Linked DNA regions of Mus musculus: region 2 is linked to region 1. A link is a loop called in an ENCODE intact Hi-C map of the cell type or tissue named here. Cell type or tissue: left cerebral cortex. All regions are shown on one strand. Links, peaks and the distances in the headings refer to the core of each region. The heading gives the core; the rest is flanking DNA. Region 1 overlaps Col6a5 (collagen, type VI, alpha 5). Region 2 overlaps Col6a4 (collagen, type VI, alpha 4).

Region 1 (16,354 bases), core at 4,928-12,927:
CCCCAGAGTGGGCAGAAGAAAGCAATAACATTTAAGGACCCAATGAACAAAAAAAAAAGATAAAAGTCAATAAAGCCAAGAGTCAGATCTCTGAGATCAATTAAAACTGATAAAGCTATAGAATCAGACTCTCCAGAAAAGGTAGACACAAATAACCGGTGTTAGCAGAGAGAGGAGGCATCTTCTGTGTTCTACAGCTTTCAAAAGGGTTACAGAACATAATGAGCCACTTTTACATATAAATTAGACACAGTGTCTGACAATATGAAAGTCACCACAAGAAGAAATAAGCTAACTAGCTTGTCAGAATGATTTGATTTGTACTCGAAGTTTTCCCATGATTTTACCACAAATTCAACAAACCTCCTAAGAAATGATGAATATCAATTCTTTCTAAAAATATTTCTTTGAGACAGGGTTTCTTTGTGTAGCTCTGGCTGTCCTAGAACTCACTCTGTAGACCAGGCTGGCCTCGAACTCAGAAATCTGCCTGCCTCTGCCTCTGAATGCCAGGATAAAAGGCATGAGCCATTACTGCCTGGCCATGAATATCAATTCTATATAAACTTTTCTAGGGAATTGAAGAGGAAAGACTATTTACCAACTCATTCTTTGAAGTCATTTTAACACCAAAAACCAGGCAAAGAAATTACATGAAAGGAAAACTATATACAACCATTGCATTGTTTTAAGTTAGATTTATTTATTTGTGTATATGGGTATTTTATCTACACGTATATATGTGTACAATATATCTGCCTGGTACCCGTGGAAGTCAGAAGAGGGTATTAGATTCTTTGGAACTGGAGTTACTGATGGCTGTGAGCTACCCTTTGGGTGCTTGGAACTGAACCTGGATCCTCTACAAGAGCAACATGAGCTCTTAACTACTGAACAATTTCTTAAACCAATGGATTTTTTTTTTTTTTGAGACAGGATCTCACTATATAGCTTTGGCCTGGGACTCACTTCATAGGCTAGACTGACCTTGAACTTACAGAGATCTGCCTGTCTCCTGAGTTCTGGGATTAAAAGAGTATACTACCATACCTGGTCTAGACCACCACTCCTAGTTAATATAGATTCAAAAATTACTCTAAAAAGGGATTAGCAAGTCAAATCCGAGAATAGACAAAAGGGCAGTGTGGATTTGCCCCAGGTTCATTTGAACATTCAAAAACCTGTCTAATAAAACATTTCCAATATTAATAAAAATCATTTGTACTAATTGTGTGTTTGTTGCATCCTATCTTGATACTAACTTCTATAGTATTAATCTAGTATTGTTGGTTCATTTACTGTTTGGAGACTAAATAGAACACTAAATGTGAGACCTTCTACTACAGGTTGAGCAGAAATAGAAATCAATACGTCTTTCCCCAGTTAGAAAGCTACTGATTATTCTAGTGTGCTTACAAACACACTTCTTTCAGAGAGAGAAAGGACACTGGCCATTTACTTCTTGTCTTACAGAGCTGATGATTCCCCCATTTCCCCATCTGGCTGCCTCTCCCAGGAGTGTAGAAAGCATTCACAATCCTGTAGATTTAAAGCAATATCACTGGGAGTGATGGTCTGCAACAGAGTAGCTTGCATCTGAATATAAACTGAGAAGGATGGAGAGATGGCCCAGTGGAAAGGGAGCCTTCCTTGAAGGTTAGGGCCCAGCACTCATGTAAAAGCTGCACATGTCAGTACTCAGCTGTAACACCAGGGCTGGGGTATGGGTCGGGGGGGAAGTAGGGCATGGAGACAGGTGGGTCCCAGAGCTCTTGAGCCAGGCAGTCCATCTAGCTTCAAAAGCAAGGGCTGGGTTCAATGAGAAACCCTGTCTCAAAAAGGGAATGGGAAGAGTGATTAAGGAAGACACTCAGTTACAACGTCTAGCCTCTTCACATGCATGCCCGTAGCAAGTACAGTTGTACACACACACACACACACACACACACACACACACACACACACACACAGGCAAGTGTGTAAATTGGGGTATTGATTTCTTCTCTGAGAATGCTTTGTGGAAAGAATTTAATGTTAACTGATTTAGCCAATGCTTACTGATACCATTTGCCCTCCCTCCTGATGTGAGTTCCTTGTCTCGTCATGGGCTGATAGCCACCACTCACAGTACCCAAGTCTTAAAGATTGTCATATCTTACAATCAGCAAGGTTCTAAAGTCAGTACTGACTTACACCTGCCCCATGATGTTGCTTTATGGATGTTGCTTTTACCTACCATATATGCCAGCACATGAGTTGTAACTTTGACATCTGTACTTTCTCATGTGTTTACTCCTCGTAATTAAATAGTCAGTAGATGTGATTGCATGCCGCAGGATTTGTAACCACGAGGAAGAGCTAAAATTAGGCATATATTTCTCTTCTTACATTGAGATGTTTTGGAGTCAAATCAGTCATTTCAGAAAAACCTGAAGTTGGTAGCAAGTAGGTTTCTTATGTGGCACCATGTGTCAAATGGAAATAATTCTGCACCAAGTGAAGGCAGATTTGAAGAATGTATTTCAGGACAAGTACTGAGATTAATTAGTGATGCCTGCTAACATATTGATTAGTGGTGTCTGTCATGGTATGGGAATGAAGAGTAGGAGCATCCCATGGCATGTGTTTACACTCATGTCTTAGAGTTTCAAGTTAACCCTTTCACCACTAGTGACTAAAGTTATTCTGTTGCAGAACATGAAAGTCATGGCAGAGAAGAACTGGGTCTTGCTCATGAGCCTGGGGATGCTTCTCTTCAAGAATATTACATGGACGTGGCTTTCCTCATAGATGCTTCTCAACGAGTAGGAGGACGTAACGAGTTTAAGGAAGTGAGAACTTTGATAACGTCAGTACTGGATTACTTTCACATTGCCCCAGCTCCACTGACCTCTGTCTTAGGAGACAGAGTGGCTGTCCTGACCTACTCTCCCCCAGGCTATCTGCCAAACACTGAAGAGTGCCCAGTCTACCTGGAATTCGATTTGGTCACTTACAACACTGTACATCAAATGAAGCATCATCTCCAAGAGTCTCTTCAGCAGCTCAATGGTGATGTTTTTATTGGGCATGCCCTTCAGTGGACAGTTGACAATGTCTTTGTAGGAACCCCCAATCTGAGGAAAAACAAAGTTATCTTTATAGTAACTGCAGGTGAAACCAACCCTTTAGACAAAGAAGTTTTAAGGAATGCATCTCTGAGAGCCAAGTGCCAAGGCTACTCCATATTTGTATTTTCCTTTGGTCCGATACACAATGACATGGAGTTAGAAGAATTAGCAAGCCACCCTCTGGATCATCACTTAGTCCGGCTTGGCCGGGTACACAGGCCAGATTTGGACTATGTCATCAAGTTCATCAAGCCATTTGTTCATTCGATCAGACGTAAGTCACTCAAGCCTCTCTCCTTTGTTGCTTTATTGATGTCTCTGTGTGCAGTCAATCAGCGTACTTAATCAAATGCATGTCATTTTAGTAGAGAGTGGTAGGATGTGAACAGGAGTCAGTGAGAGAATCTCAGAGAAAAGCCTGTTCATGTTGGGTACAGTTCTAGGCAGGAGATCCTCAAATAGTTGAAAGATTTTCTTTAAGCCTGACTTCTGAACATTTGCTACGTGTTTGGTTCTCTGACTGGCTACATCAGTTAATCTTCAGCATAGCCCTCAAAGGGATGAATTCAGATCCCTTTTCTATAAAGGAAAAACTAAGGTTTGAACACACTAAATACATTTCTCAAAAGCTCATAATTAATGCATGGTAAATTCTAGACTCAACCCCACACATTCTGACCCTAGGAATATATTCTTTTCTATTAAGCTGCACTTTAGTTACTAAACCCTTAACAAAGTGTACTGTTATAGTAAATAAAACCCCTACTATCACTACCTCCACTTTTCCCAAGGACATCTGGTCTACCTTGTCAGCCTTGGTTCTGAATTGAATTCTTATGATTTATAGGTATAGCTATTTTCTAGAGCCTCTCTGCAAGATCTAGCTTAAATACAACCACATAGTGATTTGAAATGTGTCTTTCTACTGTGGCTCTCTGAGAGTAGCTGCTTCAGCTTCTGACCTTGGCATTGTAATTTTAGACAGAGGTATGGAATAGGCTAAGTTTTTAGAAGTGTCAAACAAGTCCTGGCCTGTGCTAGGAATCAGGACAGAGCAAAAGTCATGCTGTGTGGTAATCTGTGGTGGCTGGGAGCTTGCTAGGGTTACCCAGGATTTTAGGAGTTCTGGCACACACACAATCCCAGGACTCGGCTTAGAGTTAGGAATCATGGAGTTCAGGCAATATATTTACTACTGAGTCAAAAACAGTGCCTTCTTTCAACCCCAAGGTAGAAACAAGGAAGACAACTTCAATGGCCAACAGAGCTTATTAAGAAGAGCCTCCATTTCTTGGGTGTGGGATGAGGGGAGAAGAGATAACAGGAGGAATGCAGAAATGTCCTTGAATTGAATCACCAAGCATGGGAACTTTTAATTCAATTATTGCTATATCTCATTGACTTGGCAAGAACAAGGTCTTTCAATGCCAGCATGCCGACTTTGCAAAGTCCCTCACAAGATTAATTTGTTTTTTTAAGAGACTTCCATCTCCAGGAAAAGATGAGTTGACTTTTTGGGTTATAGGCATTATGTGGGAAGGTAAAAACTGGACTAAGAATTCCACTGTCTCCAGGTGCTATCAACAAATATCCCGGCAGAGACCTGCAAGCCAAGTGTGATAATCTCACCTTCCCTGGCCCAGAGAATGCTGGCACAGAAGACAGTGCATTGTGAGTTAAGAAATTTCAGATGTGGGGAGTACTGCCCAGGAAACAATCCTTGAGAATGTGAAGTGATAGCTGGTCCAGCATTAGTGGGTCATAATCTAAGGATATGAAGTGAATGGCATTTTCATTTCAGGATGTAGGATTTGGGCTGAGCAAGGGTTTTTTTAAAATGTTGTGTTGGTGATGATATCACTGGCTAGCAGAAGGCAGAACACAATCTGTACTATACAGGTCCACATTTTATATTACAATCAACCGTATACATTGCTTTTATTAAAACTATCTCATATTGATAACTATATAATGCAACTCAGATTGGCTACTGCCCAAGAAAAGCTTACAGTATCACAGGTTGGAAGAAAAAAGTGACAGAAACCATCCTGCCTTTCAGGAAGCTCATGTCAGAGCTGCAGGAATGAGTCTGACTTTGCAAAGCAAAGCCCCAAGTCCCCAATAAAACTTTAGTGATGAAAACAACATTGGTGTGGAATTCCTAAACCTCTGAGACAAATATGTGTCTAATTCTCCTTCTGGATATTAGAAAATTGCCCTTGCATCCACAAACCCCACGAGGACTATTCCTATCACGTGCATGAGGTGGATTTCTGTTCTGGTATGTGGCTAGATTTGCACTTAATCTTACACAGGACTTGGCTAACCACTTTAATTACTTTCCTCCTTCATCCCAGACTCATCCCCGAGGTGTACAGAATCGAGGCAGGAGAGAATGAGCTGTCTGGAGACTCTGGATCTCAGGAGCAGCATTTCTTCCTCCTAGGGAACAGTCATGGCAACCATTCAGAAAGCACTGCTGATCTGATGCGGCAGTTGTACCTGCTCCTCTCCTCCGGGGAACTGATGGTGAATGATAAGGAAGAGCCTTGTTCCGCAGAGACCCCAGCTCCAGTGAACAGCAAACAAGGTAGTCTGTAGCGTCCTCATTGGAGGCCCTGAAGTGCTCTTGTCTGGCTGGTCTTTTCCCAGGAGGTTGAAAAGCACGAGGGCAAGAAGTAAAGCAAGAAGTGATAGCAAGGAAATAAAAGAGTTGCTGCTGATCCAGGAACACAGGGAACACCCTGAGATAAGAGGGCAAGGGAGATAAAATCTCAGAAAGGTAGGAAGGGAGCTAATGTGTTCAGAACAGAGGAGAAAGTAGCTCTGAGGATTCCTATGGAGTCAGGGAGCTGAGAGGCAGGTGTGTGTGTGTGTGTGTGTGTGTGTGTGTGTGTGTGTGTGTGTGTGTGAATGAGGACCAAAACATTCTAGGAAGGCAGGAGCTGCATCCTCAGGCAGGTGGGGAGCCTCCTGACTCTGAACACTCCAGCTCTGCCTTTGTAACCCAAGCCTTCCAGCTGTGGAGAGGATGAGGCTGTTGTGATACAATTCTGAGATCTACGTGAGGGCCAAGGGCAGCTTCTTAGCGGGTGGGGGTAAGGAGTAGTTATGGATCTGTGGTCAAAGAGGAAGTATGGAATGGTGATCAGAACTCCACAAAGGTCTCTAGGACAGCAGCCCAGAGTCCCACTGTGCTCCAGGATCTGCAGGGAAATTACTCTATACTAAATATGTATGGATTACACCGAAGTTAGATATATGGCTCTATACTTGTTCTAGATTGTTCTACTGGCTAGTTTTTTTTTTTTTATTTCAACTTGACACAGGCTAGGTTCATTCAGAAAGAGAGAACTCCAGTGAAGAAAATGCTACCACCAGATTGGCCTGTAGGTAAACCTATGGAGGCATTTTCTTAAGTAGTGATTGATATGGGTAGGGCTCCGCCCATTGTGGGCGGGGCCAACCCTAGGCCAGGTGGTCCTGGGTGCGATGAGAAAGCAAGCTGAGGAAGCCCTGAGGAGAGGCTTGTAAGCAGCCTCTGCTTTAGTTCCTGTCCCTGGGTTCCTGCTCTGCTTTTCCTTCATGATGGTTTCTGGAAGTTTAAGATGAAAAGCCTTTTCCTCCCCAGGTTGTTTTTGGTAATGGCTTATTATTACAGAAATAGAAACCTTAACTAAGTTAATTCTATAAAGCCAATACAATTTCTATTCATATGTGTGTGTGTGTGTGTGTAACAATCTGTACATATTCATACATACTAGAATGCATATAGCAGCACTATTTGTAGTAGCTTCTAATTGAGAACAAAACCACACCCTAGACACATGAAATCTCTGTTTGAGGGTGAGACGTAGAGTTAGTATGATTCACAAAGCTCCCTTCGTGGTTCAGGTATGTGTCCAAGTTTGGAAAACACTGCCTGAACCCTGCCTAGATCATTCCTGCTGCATGTCTCAGGGAAGTCTACTGTTGAAAATCATCAAATTGGTACAATCTAACCCCAGCAACATCAGCACCATCTAGCACTCACTGGATATGCAGATTCTCAGATCCCACCATAGACCGGCTGAACTAAAGCTGTCGCTGAGAACATGTGAGGGAGTCTCATACAGGCTGATGCTTGAAAACCACCGGCCTACTGTTGTAGATCCTGAGTGCACATCAGAGTTTTTAAATAAGAGTCCTTCAACTAGATATTACGATGTAGAAGATCCCATGCTCCTGGGAAAACAGCAACAAGTCGTCTGGGTTTGCGGGAGATTTCGTTGTCTTTCATGAGTTGGTAGGCACTGAGTCTGAGAGAGCAGCTATCGTCAAATCAGTCCAACCACAGACACTGTCTGAGGAGCTAGCTTAGAGAGGTAGGGTTTTGTGCCCACTTAGGAAATAGTACTTGAATGTTTCTTCAGTCACTGAGCATCTGACGTTGGGCATGCCACTCTGCCTCTCTGAACCTCCATTTCCTTGACTGCAAAGTAAAGACAGTAACAGAGCTTATGTCAGAGCCTAAGGTGAACAATGCATGTATGTGATGTGCTTCAAACGGCATGTGGCCTAGGCTGAAACTTCAGTGAGTGCTAGCTTTCTGCAGCTGTGATGAGTGACAGAGCTGATGGATGCTTGTGTGGACAGCTCACCAGACTGGGCAGGAGGAGTCCCTGATTGTTAACCTAGCGTACAATCCCTAAAGCTCTCCCAGCTGCTGTGGTCTTCCACCACTGCTAATGAGGAGCTTGGTTAAAGTGGGTATTTTCCCTTCTGGGGTACATACATCGTCTCTAGTGGACACATAGAGACTTGCCAGAATGTGGTCGTCTAAGGAGCTAGTCCTAAAGAACATGTTTTATGTGTGAGGAATCTCGGAGGCCTTCTTCCATCTCTTACAAATGCCCTGCTCCTTCCCCAGGCCCCCCATGAGTGTGGCAGGTCTCTTAGCCATCCTGCATCTGATTAAGGTGCTGTGGCCCAGATATAAAATCTTCCTAAGATGCTTTGGAGACTGGGTGGAAATGGTCAGACCAGAGTTAGAAATACTACACAAATTATCCATATAATTAATACATTTCCAATACAATGTTTACTTTTCCCTGCTAAAATGAGCAAAGTTTACACATATAGGCATTTGTGGTAAATTCTAGTAATATCCCATCTTGATAAAAATTTGATACCTAGACTTATGACATAGGAAATTAAAACACACACACACACAGAGAGAGAGAGAGAGAGAGAGAGAGAGAGAGAGAGAGATCTCCAACAGGAAGGTATGATTGGGCAAATAATTTAAAGTTTAAAGCATTTGAATCGTTTACAGTTGGAATGAAATCCTATACTAGAAGAGGGATGGAGGTAGAAGTTTAAGGAGAGAAATGAACACTATAAGTTATCTGACGTAAACATATTTTATACAATGGACAGCTGATATCAACCACTATGGAATTTAGATTTTGTTGGATAAGCTAAAAGAGAAACATGGCCATCAATGGTAGAGTCTGTTTGTAGTTTAAGCCCTCTGGAGGTCAAGGCAGGATGATCAGGAGTTCATGGCCAGTCTGGGCTACATGATACCCTGTCTGATAAAAGAAATATGGAAGTGTCATTGAAAAACATGTTAAACTTTGTTATTGTTGTATGTCTGAGTGTGTATGAGGTGTATGCATATGAGTGTATTATGTGGGGTGGGGAGGTAGAGGTCAGAGGACCCAGGTTTTTCTCTCTCTTTGCCTTGTTTGGAGGAGGAGGGGGAAGGAGGAGGGGAAGGAGGAGGAGGAAGAGGAGGAGGAGGAAGAGGAGGATGAGGGAGAGGAGGAAGAAGATGAGAAAGAGGATGAAGAGGAGGATGAAGAGGAAGAGCAGGAAGAGGAGGAAGAAGAGAAAGAGGAGGAGGAGGAGGAGGAAGAGGAGGAGTAGTGGTACATACTCCAGGTTGGCTTTGCCTGCAAGCTTCTGGGATATTCTCCTGTCTCTGCTTCCCACTTCACCGTAGGAATGCTGGGATTCTAAACGCATGCTTCCACACGGGGCTTTCACACATGGATTCCAGGGATTGACCTCAAGTCAAGAGGGCTTGGCTTTTCCCTTCTGAGTCATCTCTCTGGCCCCCACGGAAGCTTTATTTTTAAATGTCAGCTTTTACAGGATGTTGCAGTTACATACTTTTAGTGCCTTTTAAATTGTTAAAAAAATTTAGGATTAGAATTTTAGAAACTTTCCAAGATGCAGGGCAAAAGGACATGACCTCTCCCATGGAGACAGGTACTTAGCTAACTTCCCCTGAGGTGCTCCCTGAGTTGACAACCTATGTTCATGAGATCCATTCGTGGAGTAGTCACAGGAGAGTCCATCACTCGATGGAGGAAGCATCCTAGGGAAGAAGACACCAAATGAAGTGCTATCCCAGTAATGTCCCATAGAGGGCAGCCAAAGCCTGGGTCTGGCCCGGAGTTAGGCTTTTCTAAGTTAGGAGGCAGAACTATCCTGAACAGAGGCTGGAGGTTGGGTCTTCCTCCCTCCCAGATCGCTGATGGATGGACCCAGAGCTGCTATAGGGCAAGGCCATTCATCGCAAGGGCTCATTGAGCCACTCAATTGCGCAACAGCACCCTCTGAGGGATAGATAGTAGGTGCTGGTATTAGCAACCAAAAACTTACATGGCGGAGGTCAGGAGCAGGTGGATGGGGATAGGGGAGGAGTGTTGTCCTGTAAATGAATTCCATGAAGAGGCCACAGGAATTCTGAGCAGAGCCAGACGTTGCAAACAGTCATTACCCCCCTTCAAATGATTATATAATAATTCTATCTGCTAAAGCCACTAAGCAGGGAATTTCAAATCATGGGTAGATCAGAGAGACTTGTGTCTGCAGTCCTTTGCATTATACAGTTTTACCAGTGGTCACGTTTTTTTCTCCATGGACCTAGATGACTCTAGGTTGGACTTTTAGTTTGACTGTTGAAGATAGCAAGGATTATCGTTGTTTCTTGTGTTTGTTTCATACCTGGCACCTACAGGAGTAGGCTCAGGAGGAAATACTGTTATCCAATATCATGACGCTAAGAGCAGGGTGTCTTTCATGCTTTACAGATGGCGAAGATGCAAGATGAGCTTTCAGGAGAGAAGAGTGCTCGCTGGCAGATGGGACTCCCCTGCGGCAGTAGTTCCAGCCAGAAAATGCCAATCATTTATTAGAAGGGTCGGGGCAGGAACTAGAACTAAATTTGCTTCTCAGTCCCAAACCTGAGGGAGAGACTCTTCAGGATAGAGACATCAAGGAACAGACCTTCAAAACTAGGACCGGGTTTCATCTCTCAGGAGGAATGGGACCACTGAGCAAGAAGAGGCAACAGCCTTCCCCGTGACAGCTTGGTTCACTCGCTTTGATCACTTTGGTGAGTGCCTGCCAAAAGAAGATGTTTGTCATGATCGCCATCACATCTACATCTCAAATTAGACCCTTGAGTAAAAACAGTTTGTAATTGGAATGTCCCAATTGTCTTTTTTTTTTCTTCCCATTTATACAACCCTAAACTCTGTGTCGCTGGTTCCCATAGGACCCTGAGATTACATTTAGCACCCGTTACCTATAGTCAGTGGGTTTTCTTTACCAGGACATTTATAGAGTAACAAATTCATAACAAAGAAAGGGGAGGAGAAGCTGCCTTGTGAGCTACCCGCTCGTGCTGGGAACACTTGTTTTCTATTTTAGTGTGCTTTGCATTGTGTGGACTTGAGTTTTGCTGCCAAAGAAATCATGCCAACATGTGAACCTGGAAACAGAGCTATTCTCAAACAGTGTATCAAAACAGACTCTAAAACAGAAAAAGAACAAGACAATAACAACAACCCCAAGTCTGACCCAGAAACTTATTCTGTGCATTCTTATTAACTGTAGTCTCACTCAGCCCAGGAAAGCACATTAAACCTACTTAGGAAACACACATACAGGACAAGACAAAGCAGTAGTGAATTTGTTATACACTCGGTCAGTTTAACATGGAGTATGCAGGCAGTGGAGTACTGTTTAGGCATAAAGAAGAGTAAAGTCATGTGACTTGTGGGAAGATGGACAGAACCGTAGGCGTTCGTGTTGATTGACATAAGCCGGCTTCATATGTCTTCTCCCATACGTGGAATTCCAGGACTGGGGGATTAAGAGGATGAGAAAGTAAAGCAGATTTGGAGGGGAGAGGGGAATAAAAGGAGACTCAGAGGAGGTGAATGTTATCAGAGTGTTTTACATGCTGTCTGGAAATGGCATAATGAAACCCATTATTTTGTACAATTATTATATTCTAATAAAATCACTTGATTTGGTTAAGGCAACAAGTAGTTGCCAAACCAATGAGCATGTGAAAATGACTATGCTGGTGGGATAACACACGGACAATTTCATATGTGTTCCACATAGTTTTCCTTACTGTGACCGTTGTCTTTTATATAATTGAAAAATAACACAGTCGGTTAATTTTAAGTAGCCAGTTATTGCTTTGGAAATTTCTAAAACAAAGCCTATTTAATAGTTTTGTTTTTCTCTAAGAACTTTTGTCAGTGTGTCTTAATGGAAGCATGAAGGCCACAGCAGACCCTTAAATCTGATAGCGATAATGGTGTCCAAGAATGTGAACCAATAGACACCACACCGCTGGTGGAAGATTGTTACAACTCGGGGCAACACTGAAGCAATATCTGTCCCGTATCTAACCATATCCTTCAGCTCCATCAATAGGTGGATATATTAAGCTTTCACACATATACACAGGAACCATAGGAAACTATACGTTGTGACAGAGTTAAAAGCAACCATGTATCCTAATGTATCATATGCATATAATGATATTTCAGGGCAGTCAAACCAATAACTTGAGCTGCATTCATAAACACATATGAGTCTCAAAGAGAGTATCAAGCCAGAAGAAGCTGCAGGAAGCTGCACTGTGGCATCACGCATATATTTAAAAGCCAGAGAAGCAATGCCCCAGGTCCTTTATGACTACTGAGGTCTCTAGTAAAAGAGGAGAGAGCCTGGAAAGTCAGTGCCAGGAAAATGGACACTTTGTGACATCTAAAGAATGGCTGTAAAAGACAAGATAAACAGAATATCCCATCATCCCCTGCCTCTGCCTCTCTCCACAGCCTGGGGTGGAGCAGGGGCAAAGGTAGCACTCCAGGGAAGGGGATCAACACAGGCACTGGTGAGGAGTTCTCTAGCCCCTGCAGGCCTATGGCCTAAATAGACGAGAGACCTGAAACCTGCCCAGGAGCTGGGCATTGGAAAGGAGTCTGCTCCATCTCCCCTAAGCCAAATGCCAGACTCCACGATGGGAAGAGGTAAGGTGGGGCATCTAATGGGCACCATGATAATGTATTTCTTCTTAAGGGCTTAATGCAGAAATTCTTCATACATGCTGAGATGGCTGGTAATATATAGTTTAAGAGAGAATAACGAAGTCATGGGGGGGGGAAATCAAATGCAAAATGTAAGTAAATCCTTATATACATTTAAGATCATGTCAGGAATTAGAAAGGAAATAAAAAAAAAAGCTATCAAATCTCATTCACCCTGAGGAGTTTGCAGTAAGCATCAGTCACCAGAGTTAGAACCATTCAAGAGACAGTTGAGTGGTCACATGTCACATGTGTAGTCACAGAGTGTCACAGACACAGGAGAAGCCATTTAAGGTTGCATAGAGCACAGCACAACTTGATGTGTATAAGAAGCAAGTGGGACAGGCTGGAGAGACAGCTCAGCCATGAAGTTGATTGCCTTGCAAACATGAGGACCTGAGTTCAAGCCCTAGAGCCCCTGTTAAAAAGCCAGCCATCACGGCAAATGCTCGTGATCCCAGCACCGGGGAGGCAGATAGGCAGGTCTCTAGAGCTCAATGGCCGTCCAGCCTAGCTCCAGACCTGTGAGAGACCTTGTGTCAAAAACAACAGGGAGAGAGAGAGAGAGAGAGAGAGAGAGAGAGAGAGAGAGAGAGAGAGAGAGAGAGAAGAAAAGATAAAATGGATAACATTTAAGGAATAAGAAATGCCATCTGAAGTATTCTCTGGCCCTTACACGTACAGTTCACGTGTACATACACCCTTACACACCCACATGCACACAGGCAAGAGGAAGATAATGGACGCATTATTTCACTAGACAGGCATTTCACTGTAACTGTGAAGAGCTTCCTGATGAAGTACATATTTTGGCCATTTAAACCATTTTATTTGGCCATCTATTTGTGTATACTCCCTTGAGTGTGGGGGAGGGATTACTGTAGCTTATACTTTGAGGGTACCATTTATCATGGAGGGGCATACATGGTGGGAAGAGCTGAGGGAACTGGTCACCCCCCCCCATCTGCAGTCATAAGCAGAGAGGTCAATGCTGTTGCTCATTCTCCTTTTGAGTCAGTCTGGGACCCCAGCTCACACAGTCTGGCTCCACCAGCCTGCAGGGTGGTTCTTCCCACCTCAGTTAAGGCTCTCTGGAAACACAGACACCTGCAGATGGGTTATGGTGACTCTATAACAGACTCGTCACAGAAGAGAAACAAGAGTTAGAGACAAGGCAGAGAGTGGCATGAGGGGCAACAAACCCCACAAAATTAGAGCTGTGTGTCTGTGTTCTGGAGAGGGGGACATGTTGGCAGCGGCAGCATCCAGCAGGGCTTGTGCACGGGACAGTGTGGCTGACATGGGAGGTCAGTGCCGCAGAAAGCAAGTTGCATTGTTGAAAAATCAGTTTGTTGTTTTGCCTCTTTAAAAAGAAAGAGCAAACAGTTTTTAAAGTTCTCGAACATTCCACAATATATAATCAATTTGAATTTCCTCAGAAGGAACCATGGTGTGTATATTAAGAACCCATTTTGCCAGGAAGGTTTTTTTTTTTCCTTCCCAGAAATGACCTGTTAAGCCCCTGCAACCTTACATGACATGAGAGGGTGCATTTAGAGCAGCTGGTCAGAATTACAGATGACTAAGAGCCCTGGGATGTCTCTGGAAAACCTCATTTGCCATGCCTAACTGTGATTGCTGACTCTTTGATCTGAGTGTGAATCTTGGGGTAAAACGTTGCCTGGTTTAGCTGGAAGCTTGTGCGGGTCCTTCTCAGTCCCTTCAAATGGAAGCCCCTTCCCACGTGTCTACAAGAATCTGTCAGTACCATTCACCTGCTGCTGGAACTGTGGCAATCTGACCCCAGACCTTTGACATTGTCACTGTCTCCGCTTCTTCTGTAGCTTTCCATTGCTCACCATGAGAATACGACATACGACAGTAATCATGAGGAACCCAGGCCTTCGCTGGCAGACACCTAGTAGTGATCAGTCTTTATGCAGAAAAGATTAAATGAGGGGGCCTTGTCTTGTGGATTACATCCTGTTGGCCTCTCTTCTTCTTCCAAGATTTTTGGTTCCCAAACAGAATATGGATTCTGCATTGAGAATTTTTTTTTCCTCCTTGGTTCTTGGCCTCCACACAAAGGCTGCTGATAAGGACATTCTCCCTGTTTGTGCTGATGCTGTGGTTTGGGTCCCGAAGATTTCCCCAAAGACCCATGTGGTTTTGGCATGGTTCTCAGTTGTTACCATAGCAAAGTGGATGAATCTTCAGGAGGTGGTGCTCTGGTGGAAGGATGTTAGGCCAGTCCTGGAAGGGGATATTGGCGAGCCCCTGGAGGGGTTATTGGGGTACTGGGTTCCTCCTTTTCCTCTTTACCTCACAGCTGCCGTGGAGTGAGCAGGTTCCTCTGACTCGGCACCTGTTGCGATGTCCTGCTCTGTCATAGGGCCCAAAGCAACACCGCCAGCTGCTAACAGACCAACCCTTCCAGCAATAAACTGCTCATCCTTTAAAGTTGCTTTATCTTTGGATATTTATTCCAGCAGCAGAAAGCTGGCAAACACAGACGGGGACTGCAGCTGTGCAGGCACAGGCTCACAAGTGGACTGATTACGGTCTCCTTCAAACAAACGAGCCAAAAAAATATAGATAAAACTCCAGGATGATGAGTGTTATGAGAACGGATTAATAAACAGCACAGCTCATCTCTGGCCAGTTAGTAGCATTCTTGCAAAACAAAATGGTCTTTTCTAGCATGAGATGAATTAACCTGCAAATATCCTGCTCATGGTTCTAACCACACAAGTCGTTATCTGGTGGCCCACGGACCAGAGTGTCAGCATCATATGGGAGCCTGGAAGAAATGCATGGGACTCTCCCCCATGCCTACTCTGCTGGACTCTGCACTGTAACCAGATCCCCAAGTGACCGGTGTGATCATGTGACCCTTCGATGTCCTGGCTGAGGACATTGTTTGCTTGAAGTTCTGTGGAGGAGCAGGCATACCCTGGAGCTCTCCAGTTCTGCGTGGCATGGTGTGTGAGCATCCACCATGGGGCATGATCTAACTAGGACTGAATCAGGAAGGAATAGTAGCATTTTAGCATGGAGATGCTATGGTGAAGGCGGCAGAGCGCACTGTGGGACCATGGAGCAGGAAACTGCATCTGGAGCTCCAACACCCAGGAGGGGCCCTTTGGTCTGAATGGATACAACCAGGGAAAGCAGAAATTTGAAAGGAATCCAAGGAGAGTGGTTTTTCCTAGCTCTTTGTCCTCAGAAAGGGTCTGAACTATAAACACAATGTTTAGAAGGGGAGGGGTGGGGACGAGGAGGAGGATGGGGCAGGAAGGTGAGGAGGAGGAAAGATAAGGAAGGGAGAAGGAGGATGGGACATAAGGTGAGGAGGAGGAATGGGGAGGAGGAGGGGGAAGAGGGGGAGGAGGAAGAAGAGAAGGAGGGGAGGATGGGGAGAAGGAGGAGGAAGGAACAAGAAGGTAGAAAGATGAGCACTGGGAGAACCTTGCACACTATGCAGATTCTACTCTGGAAGCACTGAGGGGCCCCTGAGGATAGGAGAGGGATGTGGTTAGACTTGTTTTGAGGTTGGAATTGCCTGCTGCAGAAATAGCGAATTTTGAGGGATAGAACTAGTCACAGGAGTATCCGTTATTCACATAAGAATGTATAATGATGCTGAGATGATTGAACATACAAGGGGGCTCGTTTAAATGGTGAGATTAGAGGGATATGCTCATCAATTGGTTTGGACAGAGACGACTAGGTGGGTAGACCACTGCTCCTTGTTCCTGTATCAGATTGTCATGGAGGCCTTGGGCCCACACTGGTCTCAGCCCTACTGCCAGAGTTTCTGATTCAGAAGGTCTAGATGTGGCCTGCACATCCGCATAGAGG
Region 2 (16,354 bases), core at 4,492-12,491, 130 kb before region 1:
GCGCTCTTTAGCACATCTTATTTACAAATTTATTCACTAAGCTGTGGAAAGTACTTTAAGACATCAAAAAGAGGCTGACTTTCCCTCCCCTAGACTCCATATCAGGCCATGTTATGTCACCATCTCTCCAGGAAGTGGTGCCAGATAGAAAAGACTCAAGGGCCCATTACAACCAACCAATCCACAGGCCAGATTGCCTCCTCCAGAGGTGGTGAATTTACTCTTGACCTTGACCTGACCTCCCTGGTAGACTTCTTGGTCTATGAATGTTCACTGTGGTGTAGCCTCACCAAAAGACTATCATGTATATAGCATTCTGCCTGTGTGTATGCCTGCAGGCCAGAAGAGGGCACCAGATCTCACTATAGATGGTTGCGAGCCACCATATGGTTGCTGGGAATTGAACTCAGGGCCTCTGGAAGAGCAGTCAGTGCTCTTAACCTCTGAGCTATCTTTCATTTAAGGAACATTTTAAAACAGCTGTAGATAGGTTTTAGATCACAACGTGTAGAAGTGTTATGTCTTATCTGTGCTTGGTGGATTAAGCGGAACAGTAAACACATTAGTGAGAGACATGGGGGGACTTGACTGTAATGCTTTCTGAAGAGTTTTGTTTTTTTTTATTTTCTGTTTGTGTGAGAGTGCCTGTATGTATGTATGCATGCACTACGAGTGCAGTGCCCTTGGAGGCCAGAAGAGGGCGTTAGATCCTCAGGAGCTGGGGTTAGGGACAATTGTGGCCCACTATGTGGATGGTGGGAATTGAACCCAGGTCCCCTAGAAACGCACCCAGTGCTCTTTAACTACCAAGCCATTTCTCTAGACCCCAACCTTGGCATTCTCAAAAGTCATACGAGAAGGTGGAGTTTCTATGAGCTGGGGGTGGGGCTAGTCCTATTTAGATAAGAGGAGATGTGTTGCATGATTCTCGAGGGACACTTATGGCTGCTGGTGAGGTGGCCACAGGAACAATGCAATTTCTCTGTGGCTCATGGCTCTGAATTAGATGAGTGCTTTTTTTCTTAGGGTTGTTCTGAGGATAAAGCTTGATGTTCTGCGTTGAGCGCCTGCTAAGCACACAGCACTCTTAGCTGTAAGGGTGAGGATGCCATGTGTAGTTAGTTACCTGTTAGACTCCAAAGCATCCAGGAGGAGCAACAGAACTTGGTGGTTCAAGAGTAGGTGCTCACAGCAGTGACTTCCCCTCCTCATAGCAGTGACTTCCCTTCCTCACAGCAGTGACTTCCCCTCTATAGGTTAAAATGGGCATCAGAAGAACTCACATGCAGATTATGTTTTCAGTACAGACTATCTTCAGCTAATCTTACTGAGGTAACTGTTTTAGACCTGGATATACATCGGAAATCACCTGCGAATCTTTTCTTACTAATTAAGCCTGTTCCTTGACAATTTTATAAATGTGTATCATGCATTCTGTTTACTCTCGACCCCCCACCCTCTGTCATTTCTCTTCTATCAACTGTCTTCTCTGTCCCACAAAGCCCCCTTTCACATTCTGAAATCCACCAAGTTTAACCACAGCCATCGGTGTGAGTTATGGGTTTGGAGCTATCCGTTTGAACCTGGTGGGCTGAGCCATGGGCGTGCAACTGAAGACGATGACTCTTCCAGACGATGAAAGTTCAGCTTGGAGGGCCAGGGCTTCCTGGGCTTCTCTCCTTTTATGGCCGACTGTTGACAGGGAGAGTCTTGCGCAGGCTCAGTTCAGGCAGCCTCGGTTCCTGATTGTAGTGGCTGCGTTGAATTCAGAAGATGGCGGATCTCAGCTCTCCTCTTGGTCTTCTGGCTCTTGTGTTCTCCCCACCCCTTCTTTGGTGACCTTCCTGAGCCATAGAGGAAATGGTGTAAACATCTTATTTAGGGCTGAGTATTCAACTGCCGCTCATCACCTGGGAATCGAGGGACATTCTCCTCTGAGCAGTCTGTGGGTGGGGGACTTACAGGTGATTCCTCAGCTTAGTCAACAATGGCGGCTGCTCTGAGGCAGGTTAGTCCCCAAACCAAGGTCAGAATGATGGAGGACTGCTGCCTGGCCATCTAATCTAGGCCTATCCATAAACCTGACGCCTGCAGGTCCCCAGTCCCCCTCAGCCACTCTGCTGCTTGGCTGTGTCTGCTCTTTCTCCTCCTGCACTCCAAGGCTATTCTTAGCCCTCATAACAACCTCAAGCCCCCTCCTCCATTTTCCCTTCCCATAGTTACTCCTTTTGCACTTTTCAAAAGAAATAAAGGTAAACAGTCAAACCTTCAACTTCCTTTCTCTTGCCCCGCCCACCCCATCTTCTCCCATTGGAGAAAAGAGCTGGCCAGTCTCCATCTTGTTCTGAATTGCTGAGACAGACAAAACTGCTCTTTCAGACCCCATAGCCTCGAGTTGCTTGGGGACTCTGCCACTGATGACTGTCCCCTTCCTTTTCAGACTCCTGCTTGTCCCTTGGCTTTGTGGACAGCAGTCTGCATTGGAGTGGACAACCATTCTTGAGCCAGGCGTAGAACATCAGCCCCTCCCTATCTTTCTCTTACTCTCCCTTTCTTCTCTGATATGTTTTTCTTGACTTTTCCTTTGTACAACTTCATTCTGCACCCCTGTGAGAATGCAGATTGGGTCATGTCATTTCTTATCATATGTCCTTCCTGTGTGAGGAACACAGGCCCCTTAAGGTTGACCCATGCCCAGAGGCTCTAGAGCCTTGATGGCTGCCGTGTTCCTGTATGTCATGTTTACAGGAGTCACAGTTGGTCCTTGGGTCCTGGTACTTGGTTCCAGCCTCTGTGGCCCAGCTCACTCTCACCTGCCTGCCTCTGCTCATTCATTACCACTGGGCTCAAGTTTATCCCTCCTCGGGGCCCTCTCTGTGCCCTTATGAAATTTTCATGGCCTCCTTTGTATCCTCCTGTTGTTGCTGGATTCTGCCATGAAGCCTGCACCCCGCTATTGCCCTGCTTGTGAAGAATTTTAGACAAGTGCTATCTCTATTCACACAAGCCAGGATGATCTTGAAACATTTTCAATTTTGGCGTTATCTCTCAAGCACTCAGAGTTTTTTTCCCCCTTCCAGGTAGGGTTATATTGTAAAACATCTATACTGGGCGATAGAACAAGCCTGGACTTCAGTGAAGCTGCAATTTCACTGTAGCTGCTCGTTACACCCACCAGCACTCTCCTTCCCACACACCCTGTTCCCGACGTCCCTGGATTCCACAGACTTGAGTAAAATCCTGGGCACTGCGGCAGCATCTGCCAAGAAGGCAAATGTTAATATTCATGGGAAAACAATGCCTAATACAAGATTAGGGGTTTTCAGTAATTGCTTGAGTAAAAGCTTATTGTTCTCTGATGTCATACCATACTAATAAAGCAAGCTCAGGGCTGTAAGAAATACTGGGTGTTGTTAGGCTTCAGGCAAGAGTGTCGGCTGCTTAGATGGAAGTGGCGAGGACTCACCCATAGTTCCGACTAAGGCAGTAAGCACTAGAGGCTGGTTAAGTGGAAGTATTTTAAAATTCAGTACAATTAAAGTTTCGGTATCTTGGCGGGCCCAGACTCACTTCAGATGCTCAGCAGTCATGTGGGCACGGGTGTTGATCAGCATAGATTTCCTATCGATCCAGATGTTTGTGTCACTGAAGAAAGTTCAGCTGCATGACACCATTCCAGATATGTAATCTAGGAAAAGTGGCTTCTTTCCACCCAGGCAAAGTGGGGCTTCTAAAGACAAGGGCCCAAGCTGATGTGACAAGTCCTTGGTTTGTGGGTTCTAAGTAGATCGGCTTTGGCAGAGCTGAGGAGTGCTGCAAGTCTCCAGGTCAGGTCAAGACAGAACAGCTGGCTGTTGGCTTCTCAGTGTTTCTCGGTTGACTCCCACAAGGCTTTGACCGTGTGTCCTTTTTCCTGATACCCTACCCTGAGAAGAGAACCATACAATGATACATCCAAGTGTGCCTGCCCCAGGCACAGAACAATCCTAGCAGTTCCTTTAGGATCAAGTGTTTCCATCCTCATGGGTGCTGGCATCTCCTAGAAAGATGGCAGGTGTTGATTGTACCACTGAGTGGCTGGTCCTCAGCTCCTGGCAGCAGGGGCATCATGCAGTGTGCCACCCCCTCTCTGTGTGATGCCACCGAGTGGCTGATCCTCAGCTCCTGGCAGCGGGGGCATCGTATACTGTGCTGCCTCCTCTCTGTGTGGTGTCTTTGCTATTTAGGGTCCTCTGAAGTTCCAGAGGGAACTCCAGCCAGCATTCTGCCCTTCAGGGTTGGCCCAGGATGAGCACAGTGCACAAGATATAAAGTGTCTCCAAAGACATGCGGAGGGAGGGGGTGACACACCTGGGAAACCTGCCCCTGACTGAAAATCCGGAAGTTCCCAACTCTTGCCCTGCTGTGATCTGCTGATTCCCAATGCCATTTAAAAAAAAATCTTCCAAGGCATACCATATTTGTTTTTTTTATTTTTATAGTGGCTACCTTAAGTTTTTGAGTAAAAAAATCAGGATGCTACAAATGATAAATAAGCTGGATTTCTGTATGTTATCAGGATAAATAAGCTGGATTTCTGTATGTTATCAGGACAAATAAGCTGGATTTCTGTATGTTATCAGGAGGAGTCAAGTTTGGGGTTGGGCAAAGGACTGAGATGTTTTGTAAAAGGAAACAAAGCAAGTGAGGGATCGCAGCGTCATTCACATGTATATGTTGTATATAATGCATCTTTGTTCCATATATGTCTAATGATAATTATATCTATATGCACGTGGTATATGTTGCAACATGTGACTTACTGTACTACACTTGTGATATTAGGCTTAAAAGTATTGTCTTTACGGTTGAGGAAGTCGAGGCTCAGACAGGATCATTATCTTACCCATGGTCGCACAGCCAGTTGGTGGGAAGGCAGGGAATTGCAGTGTTTGAGACAATCAGACCCATCGTGCCTGAGCCCAGCTCTCTCTCCTCTGTTTGCTTGCAGGTCCTTGTCCCATGGGTCCTGAGGAAGGCGAGTGCCTGAATTATGTCTTGAAGTAGTACTACAGCCAGGAAGAAGAAGCTTGCTACCGCCTCTGGTTTGGGGACTGTGGGGGCAAGGCCAACCAGTCTGAAACCAGAGAAGAGTGTGAGACATGGTGTAGGCCAAGCCTTGTAACTGACGCCCTTCCTTTAACGGCGAGACAGTGAGACTGGCGTTACCCTTGCTGAGACAGGCTTCCCAGCTCATGACTGACAAACCCCACCCTGTAGCCCTGGATATTCTAACTCCCTCCACTGTTTTCCTGCCTGTGAAGGCTTAGGCTAGATCATTTGTAACGGAGAAGGATTAAATTCTATTTTTCCCTCATTGTAAAATTAGCTCTTGGAGAACTTTGTACAAAGTGTTTTGGTCATATTCACCCATACTTGGACTCCTTCAAGATTCACTCCCTCTCTCCTGCCAATCCAACTTTGTGCCATCGTTAAAAACCCCCATCAAGTCCAGTTTGTGCTGCCCACATGCGTGGCCTTCCACTGAAGCATGGCCGACCTGCCAGGGACTGCACTGTAATGAAAACCGACTCTGCTGCTCGCAGAACTCCCCAGCTGGGATGTAATTGGGTGCCTATCTTCCCTCTCCGTGCTGGGATGCTGTTTGGCTTGATCTTGCATATTCTTTAGGATTCCAATGTTTATTCTCAAATATTTGAGTTTTTTTTAAAAGAAATTAAATGTGTTGTGATTTAACATACACAGACACATACACAGAGACACAGGCTGATAGACAGAGATACACACATGCACCACAGACACACCCACACACCTGAGGAGAAGCTGGAATAATCTATATAGATAGACAGACACACAGTCAGACACACATACAGCCCAACAGATGGTCAGACACATACAGATATACAACAGACACAGAGACATAGGTGGACAGACAGACAGACAGACAGACACACAGAGCTTTTTCCCTGGCCTCTGAACACATCCCTAGCTTCTACCAAGCACTGAGAAGGAGGGAACTCTGGGAAACTGATGGAGTCTGGCTTGGGTTCTTTGTGACATGTATTATTCATCTTGGGTTTCCCTAAGGAAACATCACAGATTGGGTACCCTACAGAACAGAAGTCTACGTCTCAAAGCTCTGCCTAGAAATCCAACTCAGTGCGCCAGCCTGCTCGCTTTTCTTGGTGAGGGGTTTCTTCTAGCTGGCAGATGGGCACTTTCTTGTGTCCTCGAATGGCCTTTCCTTCCACATGCTCAGGGAGGGAGGGACGGAATGGGGCGGCAAAGAGACCCTCTGGCATCTTCTAAGCATCCATCATCTATATTAGGGCCCCACCCCTCTGCATATCTAATTAAAAGGCTCTAGATGCAAATGCAGTCAGATCTGATATTAACATTGTCACATGAATTTGGAGAACAAGCCTACCAGACCACAGAGAGCTGATGGTCTCATGACTCTCATCCACCCCTGCGACCCCCCCCCCAGGACACAGTGGACTTTGCCCTCTGGCAAGTTCCCAACACAGAAACCTTTGTTTTAAATTTTAATTGCTTTAAAGATATGATCTATTTTATGTGTGCTGCCTGCATATATGTTTGTGTCCGTGGGCATGCCTGCTACTCATGGAGGTTAGAAGAGGGTGTGTTAGATCCTCTGGAGCTGGAGTTGCAGACTGTTGTGAGCTGACATCTGGGTTCAAGGCTTCAAACCTGGGTCTTCGACAAGAGCAACAAGTGCTTTCAATTGCCCAGGTCATCTCTCCAGTCCCAGAAACTAGGGTTTTTAGATTCATTTTTGTTCCCCCAGAGTCTGGTGACATTTAGGAGGAAGTGGGAATCAGTTTAAAAACCCTTAATTTTTGCTTATGTTAACCCTTATATTTTCTATGTGTGGGTGGGTGTTTTGCCTGCTCGTATGTCTGTGCACCACTAAGTGGCTGGAGCCTGCAGTGGCCAGAAGAGGGCATCAGGTTCCCTGTGACTGAAGTTACAGATGGTTGGGAAGTGTCCTGTGGGTGCTGGGAATTGAAGTCTTCTGGAAGAGCAGCCAGTGCTCTTAACTCCTAAACCATCTCCCCAGCCTGGGGATCCAGCTCTGCACAGAGTGGTCAAAGAAGCAAAATTATACTCGATTTTTACAGCGAGATTACTTTTGTCTTATCACAAAGGGAAGACTATGTTCCCTGCAACAAATCTGCCCAGCACAAAAGACCTGATGGTAGACCTATAATCTTTTCCCCCAGCCATTTGTGCATGACCTAGGTTTACCCAACGCCCGGAGGCCTATCTTTCTGCTTTCTGCCGTAGCATACTGTGTGTTTCTGCTTTGGGATCCCGTGCTTTTAACGAAGGAAATGAAGCAGCAGCTGTTCTAGCTCATTAGCAGAGCTGCTGACTGTGCAGGTGTCGATGCCTCGCTTTTAGACACAGTCCCAGCTGCCCGAGCAGAGAGGGGTATGTCTCTCTGTCCAGAGGGTGGTATTTGGGTCATGGTACATTTATACTTCTGACTCCTCCTCTGCCCTTCTTGAGTCCAGAAACTGAAGACATGAAGGCCCGTACTCTCAAGCAGTGTTGGTTCCCTTCCTTGGGACCATTGAGATCTAGTTGCTATTCTCCTTGTGTTTCCTAGGTGGCAGTACAGCACTTCCACTTAGCTCTTCTGCTGCCTCCAAACCTGCAGAGGACAGTTATCCTGCTCAGTATACCCGGTTTGAACACACGGGCCTTCTTCTGCATTATCTTGTCTGGTTCCTCACTCCCACCACCACCTCGCAGATGCTAGTGAATGTCTTTATTTCCAGGTGAAGGAAACCATCTTAGGAGGGAAACTGGTTTGACCAAAACACAAGATAAAATCGGCTTTGAATCCCTTGCATGGACAGGCTAGGGTTCTTGTTGCCCTATTCCGCTTGTTCCTACTATCACCCATGAGAGGATTCTTAGTGTCATGAAGCATGGAGGATGATGGGCGTGGCTTTTATACCTTGCCCATGTAGTTCCGGCCTGGAGGGAAACTGGAACAATATGGACAGAGGTTGAACTGCCATGAAGGCCAATCTCCACCACAATAGTGGCTCTCTCTACCCACAAAGAGATCTGGGGCAAAAAGGGCTTCTTGGTGTTGCCCAGGATGGACTCTGATGGCTGAGTCAGTATTCCCCGCCTCCACAGCCACTGGATGTGGGCATCTGGGAAACCATGCCTATGGTCTAGGCATGCCCTGCTGAGGGCATAGTGTACCTTCTAGATACACCTTCAAGAAGGACCTGCCACCTGAGCTGCTGGGGGCTCAGGGCAGAAAACCCTAGCACTGGCTTCCTTTCTATGTCTCTTGCCCTAGAAAGAACATTTTATAGATTCTGCATTCTTTGTTTGTTTTTAGATTTATCTATATGCACGAGTGTTTTGTCTGTGTGTATGTGCATGCAACACACACATGTCTTGTGCCTGCTGACGTCAGAAGAGGGTGTCAGGTCCCCTGGATCTAGAGTTACTGGCGGTTGTGAATCACAGCATGGGTGCTTGGAATATAACTCAGGTCCTCTGTAAGAGCAGCGAGTGCTCTAAACTGCCCAGCCATTTCTCCAGCCCCTCTACATTTATTATTTTTATTTTGCATTTATTTCAAACACCAAGGTTCTGTATAGCCCCTCGCCCCTGAGGAAAAGCTTCATGCATTTTGAAATTCTCTTTTAGATTTGTTGTCTAGTTAATTATCACCTTATGCTGCTTTGGGGATATTAATTCTTACGATGAACTTAAGTTGTAGAAAGGTCAAGTGACATCCAGCCCTATGTAATGAGTCGGTTGGTCCAAAACCAGGATGAAATGCCTTCTGAGCTATCTTGGCATCTGTTTGGTTCACTCTGCAAAGCTTAAGCATCTTAGTCATTAGGTGAATCGATTGCTCAGTGTTTTTAGACACTCAATGCATTTCATTGAGTCTATGAAACTAGAAGGTTTAGGGTTGCTGGGCTCAGAATTCGGTTCCCAGCTGTGCTTGGAAGTGCAGAAATCTATATGAGATCTAGGTGTGGTGGTGTACAACTATAATCCCAGGTCATCTTCTGAAATACAGTGAGTGAGGCCAGCTTAGGCTACTACATGAGACCCTGTCACAAACAACCCCCACCCCCCCACCCCCCCAAAAAAAAGCAAAATGGTGCAAGCAGGAAAGGATAGGAATGTAGTTCAGGGAAAGAGAGCTTTTAACTTTGATCTTGAGGACTATACATACACACCTGCACATACACAGTCATGTATGCATGCGTGTACACATGCATATCACAGGTTAGGCTGAAGCAGAAAGATCAGTAAGTTCAAGGTCTGTGACTGGCAACATAGTAATATCTTGTCCCATAAAACAAAATGAGTTAGCCGGGCAGTGGTGGCACATGCCTTTAATCCTAGCACTTGAGAGACAGAGGCAGGTGGATTTCTGAGTTCGAGGCCAGCCTGGTCTACAGAGTGAGTTCCAGGACAGCCAAGGCTATACAGAGAAACCCTGTCTCAAAAAACAAACAAACAAACAAACAAACAAACAAACAAAACAACAAAAAAGAAAAGAAAACAAAACGAAATGAGTTATGGTGACACATATCTGTAACCCAAGAGGATCAGGAGCTCAAGGTCACCCTCAGATACAGAGTAAGTGAGTTCAAGGTCATCCTGGGCTAGAGGAGCCTTGTATGTGTGTGTGTATACATAGTGTATACATACATAGATATATGCATCTGCATATACATACATATGCATTTTCTAAGCGGAGGCCATTTTGCCTGGGTACTCTTTGGTACTATTGGTACCAAGAATAGTACTAATCTTTGCTTGAGTTTTGTTATCTTGTAATAGACCTTTGGTCGGTCTCTCTCTCTCCCTCCCTCCCTCCCTCCCTCCCTCCCTCCCCCTCCCCCCGTGTGTTTGTGTGTGTGTGTGTGTGTGTGTATGTGTGTGTGTGTGTGTGTATTTGAGACAGGTTCTCCTCAAGTAGCACTAAGTGCCTTAGAACTCACTCCATAGAAGAGAAATCTGCCTGCTTTTGCCTCCCACCATACCTGGGTCAATCGTATGTTTTTAATGCAGCTGTTGCTATTATGATGTTGTGAAATATACCAAGACAAGGGATATGAACTCAGCATCCAACAACTTCTCTGGGCTTGATTTTCCTGGCTGAGCAGATCGCAGAGGGCACCAGTTGTTGACCATTTACATTCTCTTTAAATTCTGCTTGCAGGTGACATTGTTCTTTCTCTAGCTCATCTCCTAGGCGGCAGAGAAGCAGCCAAACAAGTGCAACCTCAGATTACCGATCCAGAGTCTAATGAACCAAACAAGTGTCTGCTTTAAAGCCCACGAGCTTTCCGATCCCACAGAAGCCATGGCACAGTCGTGTGCTCAGTCTCCTGGCGGTTGGTTTGGTCACTAGCTGCCCTAGAGTCCCTTTCTAGAGATTAAAAAACCACAAAGATATGAGGGTATAAAGCATGCAGGTGATTGGGTGAGCAGATGCCGGTCTGATCCATTGTTCCGGGACCTGCGGTAATTATGCAGCAGCTGGCTGGAATGCATAGCAAGCAGCTCCAATGAGCTGGGAAGGAAATCTTTGTTGTCATGAGTCACTGAGACGACAGGGTTGTCACCACACCATTTCCAAACCTGTCCCCAGGGATGCCCCACAGGGAACCACAGGACTACAAAAACCAGAAAGTATTTGGGGTTTTCTAGTGGAATTGAAAATTTTAAACAGCTTTAGTGAGCACCCAGCAAATTTGTTCCTAAGCATCTAACCTAGAAATTCGCCAAGACATGTGCACACCCCCATACCCTATTCTCAATGGCTCTTAAAAAAAAAATCATCCAGCTTGTGAATAACCCCAAGTGCTGGAAGAATGAGTAGCTGCCTCAGTGGGTGAGGGCACTTGGTATCATACCTTGACAGCTTGAGTTTGAGCCCATGATGGAAGGAGAGAACTGATCTCTGTAAGTTGTCTTCTGACCTCCATGTGCATGATGCAGCAAATGCACACACACACACACACACACACACACACACACACACACACACACACACACTTTAAAATCAGGATAAGCAAGGTTGAAAATAAATGAATCAAGCTGAATTAAGGTTCAGCAACAAGAATAGATCTGAAAAGATACATTTTTTTTGATAGCAGGACAAAGACAGTAAGTATAGATTGATTGCACATATTCAGCTGGTGGGTGCAGAACCATAAAGGTTTTTTTTTTTTCTTCAGCCATCTTAGCTGTCCACTGTGGCCAGCTGTAGCCAGATGCTGCAGGCTTGCGTCTGATGGAGCAGGATTCACTTGTAACATTGGTGTTTTAGCATGTTTTATCTTTCCAGAGAGATATTCATATTATCCACAAAGGCATATTTCGTGTTTTCCCTTTCAATCCTTTTACCTCTCAGCATTCTGTAACTCCTGGCAGGTGACCCCTAGATGAGACTTCAGGAGGATTTTGGATTTAAAGAGGATTCACACCCTCCTGGGGGCAGATGGGTCCAGATGCTGATCAAAGCTGAGTTTAAAATGTCAGCTTCACTGTGCGACAGGTCAACCCCAGAGCTGCCTGAGGAGATGGATGAAGTCTGAGCTCTAGCCGCACTCAGCATCTCTCTGCCTAGTTCTTCCCTTCCCACCCACAGATATGGATCTTCAGGCAGTCCCGTATAAGCATCATTCGTGCCTACCTATACCTGAGACTGCTTCCTGGGCACGCCGCTCTCTGTTCCTTTTGAGGAAGGAAAAGCCTAGAACTGTGAAGTGGAGCATGGGTGTTGACATTCTCCAGTCTCCGTCTGGAGTTGTGTAGCCATTGGTATTCACTCAGTACCTGTGCATTAAGCTGCACATTTATGTCCTATGCACCACAGAAATCTAGAACATTCCCAGAAGCGCGTATGCAGGACAAGTGAGCTGATATCATTTTGCTCGATTCAGGGAAACTGGGACATTCTATGTTGGCTCAAGGCAATTTCAGTCTTTGGTTGTGTCAGGGTTCTTCATTATGTATCTTAGTTCCAAAGGACCTGTTTCACTCATCAGAGTGCAGTAACAATGGCAGAATCCCTTAGGTTAAGAGAAGAAACTTCTAGACTGGTTTTAGGTCTTTTTCCTCTTAATCACTTTAGGAAAAATTAGAACGTGGCATTAGAATGTTTAGTCTTATTTTAATTTCCAGGTTCTATAAAAATAGCTTGTTTTGATTCACAGACGTGGCTAGGGAGCAGAGCATGGTGTCTCTTGGCCATGGTCCAGGCAGAGGCAGAGGCAGAGAGGCAGAGAGGCAGAGAGGCAGAGAGGCAGAGAGGCAGAGAGGCAGAGAGGCAGAGAGGCAGAGAGGCAGAGAGGCAGAGAGGCAGAGAGGCAGAGAGGCAGAGAGGCAGAGAGGCAGAGAGGCAGAGAGGCAGAGAGGCAGAGAGGCAGAGAGGCAGAGAGGCAGAGAGGCAGAGAGGCAGAGAGGCAGAGGCAGAGGCAGAGGCAGAGGCAGAGGCGAGGCAGAGAGGCAGAGAGGCAGAGAGGCAGAGAGGCAGAGGCAGAGGCAGAGGCAGAGGCAGAGGCAGAGGCAGAGGCAGAGGCGAGAGGCAGGCAAATCTCTGTGGGTTTGAGGTGAGCTTGGTTGACAGAGTGAGTTCTAAGTTCAGCCATGAGTGAGATCTGGCCTCAAAAAAACAAGAAAGGCAGGGGAGGAGGAGAAAGAGGAAGAAGGGGAGGAGGACGGAGAGGAGGGAAGGACAGCCATGAGGAAACTGGACAGGGCTTCGAAAAAAACTTCCAAGAATCCACACAAGAAGTAAAAAGCACTTGTTAATTTCCCAAATATGCACCGAGCACACACATGTGCTCAGAATTCTTTCAGAATATCCCGTTTATAGGATGTATCTGTGAAGACTAAAGAAAAAAGTTCTTTCTCTTTCTGGGGGAGCTTACTAGTTTTTATAGTCTCACTTCCTGTCCTCTCTGCTTCTTGACGACAGATGCAATGTGACCAGCTCTCTCCTGTTCCTGCTCCATGCCTTACCCCCACTGTGACTGTCCAGAAAAGCAACTAATACAGGGGCCATTCTGGAGGTGGCCTTTTGAGAGACCATGTTTCATTTACTTATTTTATCTATTGTTATATAACAAATTGCCTCACTTAATAGCTTAAAAAAAACCCTCTCTTCCTATGTACAAAGGCCTGTGTGCGAGTGAGCAAGTGTGTGTGTGTGTGTGTGTGTGTGTGTGTGTGTGTGTGTGCGTGCTTGAGTGTATTCATGTGTCGGAATGCAGGCACCCATGTGCCATGGTACACTGTGGAAGTCAGGAGCAGCCAAGCTTGGGTGTCTGTCCTTGCCCTGTTGACAGCTGCACAATCAAGGTTGGCTGGTCTGTGAGCATCTGGGTTTGCTTTTGTCTCCACATCCATCTCACTGTAGAAGTCCTAGACTTACAGACGAAACACATAAAATGTATAGCTTACTCACCAAGCTGTGTTCTGGGGAGACCAGTTCTTTCTTCCTGTCTCCTGTACTCGGGGGCTCCGTCTACCCCACGGTCTGTATTTTAACCATTCCTGCTCAGCCTGATTTCCCAGATGGTACCGTGGCTAGAGAAGACATCCAATTAAGTGCTGGTGGGAAGTGAGTGGGCATATGCTCAAACTGTAGTTTATCTTCTCAGTCTTTTCTTCCAGGATGAGTGCGTGAGGCTGGAGGGCACAGGGGGCTTTCCCGAGCACCAGAGAAGGAAAGCTTAGGTTCTTGGTGGTTGCCTTAGTTTTGTCATAGGTATAAAATGCTCACATAAGATGGGTTTGTTTTGTGTCCTGGTTTGGGAAGAAACAGTCAATAGTGTCCGGGAAAGCAAGGAACAGGAGATGGCTGGCTCACAGTGCTCACAGTCAGGGAGCAGAAGAGACGGATGCCGGGTCTCAGTTTCTCTTTTAGTCTGTCTGAGTACAGACTCTTTAGGTATCTCCTGGATGATTCCAAATTGAGTCAGCGTCACAGGGAAGATGAATCACATAGTGGTGTAAACCTTGCCTTAGCCACCTGTCACACACCCTGTGCCTTTACAAACATCTTCAAGCTAATGTCTCCCATAGCCCAGGCTAGCCTTGAATCTTCTGTGTAGCTGAGGCTGACTTTGAGCTCCCAATCCTGACCTTCCTCCACCTATGTGATGTTATCACAGGCATGTGCCACCATGCCCAGCCCCAGATATCTTGGCTTATGAGACAAATTCCTTATTTGATTTACCCATTCTTGATTAAGTTTTCTGGGACTAGCAACTAACTAGGACTCCAGATGATTCCTGGGTATCTCAAACTCCTTTAAACATCTCGTTCACATCTGCGTCCGTGCCACATGAGTGTAGACGCCTGTGGAGACCAGAAGAAGGTGTTGGATCGCTTGAGGTGAAATTACAGGCAGCTGTGAGTTTAAAAACATGAATGTTGAGAATTGAACTCAGGTTCTCTCGAACAGCAAGCAAGTGTTCTTATTGTGGCTGTTTTAACCAAAAGACCCCCAGGAGCCAATTCTGATGCAATTGCACTAGGGTCTTTATTCAGGCACAAGTTTGGGCCACACAGCAGGATGGGAGGGTGAAGCCTCAAGCCCGTTTTCCAGTAAGCATTTACTGAGACAAGTAAGCAAGGGGGTCTCTAGCCTGACACACATGTGAGTGGAGGGGGGGGAGGGGCTATTAGGGAATTGTGTTGTCCTTTAAAATAATTGGCTGGTGCTGGGAGCCAAATCATAAACTTAACTCCTGCTTTCCTCCTGCTTTCCTCCTGATGGGTGTTTGTTAGGAAGTGCCAGGGGCAGGCTTGTTGGAGCATAATCTGGAAACTAGTGCTAGGGGCAGATTTGTTTGGGAGTAGCCTGGAAACTGGTGTTAGGTAGTGGCTTGTTGGTTAACTCGAGTTCAACCTTAGGTCAGGTTCTCTAACGATGGAGTCTGAACTCAAGATCTGGCCTCTCACTCTTAATTGCTGAGCCGTTTCTCCAGCCCTCCATGTTTTTACCTTTAATTCTGCTTCTCTTTGTGAGTCGGTTTCAGTTTTTCAGACCAGAAATCTCCAAGAGACTTGATGAACCATCACAGCACTTGCCAATAAGCCATTGGAAAGAGGAGTCAGAGGGCTGGCTGTTCCCTCTTAGAGTATCAGATGTCACCCAAGTCCTCTCACTAAGGAGGATTTGGACTTGAACAGTGGAGAGAGACCCTCCTCACCCCAGCCTGCCACCTTGATCCTCCATTCCCAGTTCTGGTTTCCTGTCAGAAAGACTTTTTCTACTTTCTGGTTGATACTAACAGGAGGGTGGTTTATAACTTGAGGTCCTAAGAGTGCATCATATTCTAAAGCTGTTGTCTGATTTCTAGGTAGGGGCAGGGAGGTCATGGTCTTGTAAATCTGTGCAAAAACGACCTTTCCTGGGGAAAACTGGGAAGGAAATGAAACCGTTTGTTGTAAGTGGAGTAATGCCCAATTACTGGAGAACGTGGCTTTTGGATTCAGATTTGAGCTGGGATGGGGAAACATAGTTGGGTTTGAAACATTTCCCTAGCATCCACATGGACAGAATGAGGCTCAAGTAGAGAAACACAAAGGTATGTGCTAGTACAAGCTGCCATGATTCACGACGCGAGTGCTTTAACACAAAACAAGGTGGTGGAAGACATCTAATTAAGTGCAACAGAACCAAGAAAACCCAACTCTATTCTCGCTGTAGCCATAGAAACCAAACAGAGCGTTGGTACGAAGGGAAATGTCTCAAACCACTGAGTATGCGATGTTGCTGCAAAATACTGTGAGATCTAGAGCATTCTGTTTTTAGTTGTAGCAAACTGTTTCATCCCCTACCATTCCTGATCCCTCTATGTTCCTCCCCATAGGCGGTTATCACTTTTGATCATCATATATAATTTATGGTATTTATATCTTATTGTCATCTGCCCTTTTTTCAGGCCTTCATAGTTTCACACAGGCAGATATTGATGCTGTTTTGATTCACTGAAGTGGAGCGGGCTTTAGCCACAGTTCTGATTACTACGAATTCAGTTGTCTGTGACTGGCCATGGTTAAAAAATAGTAAATGGCTGGGTGGTGGTGTATGTCTTTAATCCCAGCTCTGGGGAGGCAGAGTCAAGCAGATCTCTGAGTTCAAGGCCAGCCTAGTCTACCTAGTGAGTTCTAGGATAGCCAGGGCTACATAGAGAAACTTCTAACCCTAAACAAAACAGAAAAGTCATCCATAAATGAACAGTGTGTAAGTTAAGATCACTTTCTGAGGAGTACAGTGGACTCATACGGTCCTGCTCCATGGCTCGAAGAGTGAGAA

Evidence for each region. A loop is a pair of places that touch in the nucleus more often than their neighbours do. Peaks named below come from ENCODE experiments on the same cell type or tissue, not always from the same donor. Only the 100,000 strongest peaks of a DNase experiment are listed, where the experiment ranks them.
Region 2: it touches region 1 in a loop (2.8-fold over the local background); 10 of 42 quality-filtered maps call a loop at or near these places.

Annotation. Positions count from the first base shown.
Region 1 is chr9:105,851,176-105,867,529 of GRCm38, reverse strand. Col6a5 (collagen, type VI, alpha 5) reads left to right here. Exons shown (of 41, transcript NM_001167923.1): 38 at 2,695-3,384; 39 at 4,685-4,781; 40 at 5,468-5,700; 41 at 10,193-11,460. The coding sequence ends at 10,212. Among named protein-coding and RNA genes, the nearest start is that of Col6a6, 31 kb to the right of the region's middle. In left cerebral cortex, for the core only: a CTCF peak has its summit at 9,527; DNase peaks (open chromatin) are centred at 9,523, 10,249, 10,451 and 10,894.
Region 2 is chr9:105,979,471-105,995,824 of GRCm38, reverse strand. Col6a4 (collagen, type VI, alpha 4) reads left to right here. Exons shown (of 38, transcript NM_026763.2): 38 at 4,991-5,507. The coding sequence ends at 5,046. Among named protein-coding and RNA genes, the nearest start is that of Col6a5, 27 kb to the right of the region's middle. In left cerebral cortex, for the core only: CTCF peaks have their summits at 7,632 and 10,410; DNase peaks (open chromatin) are centred at 6,089, 7,403, 7,608 and 10,702; H3K27ac peaks cover 495 bases.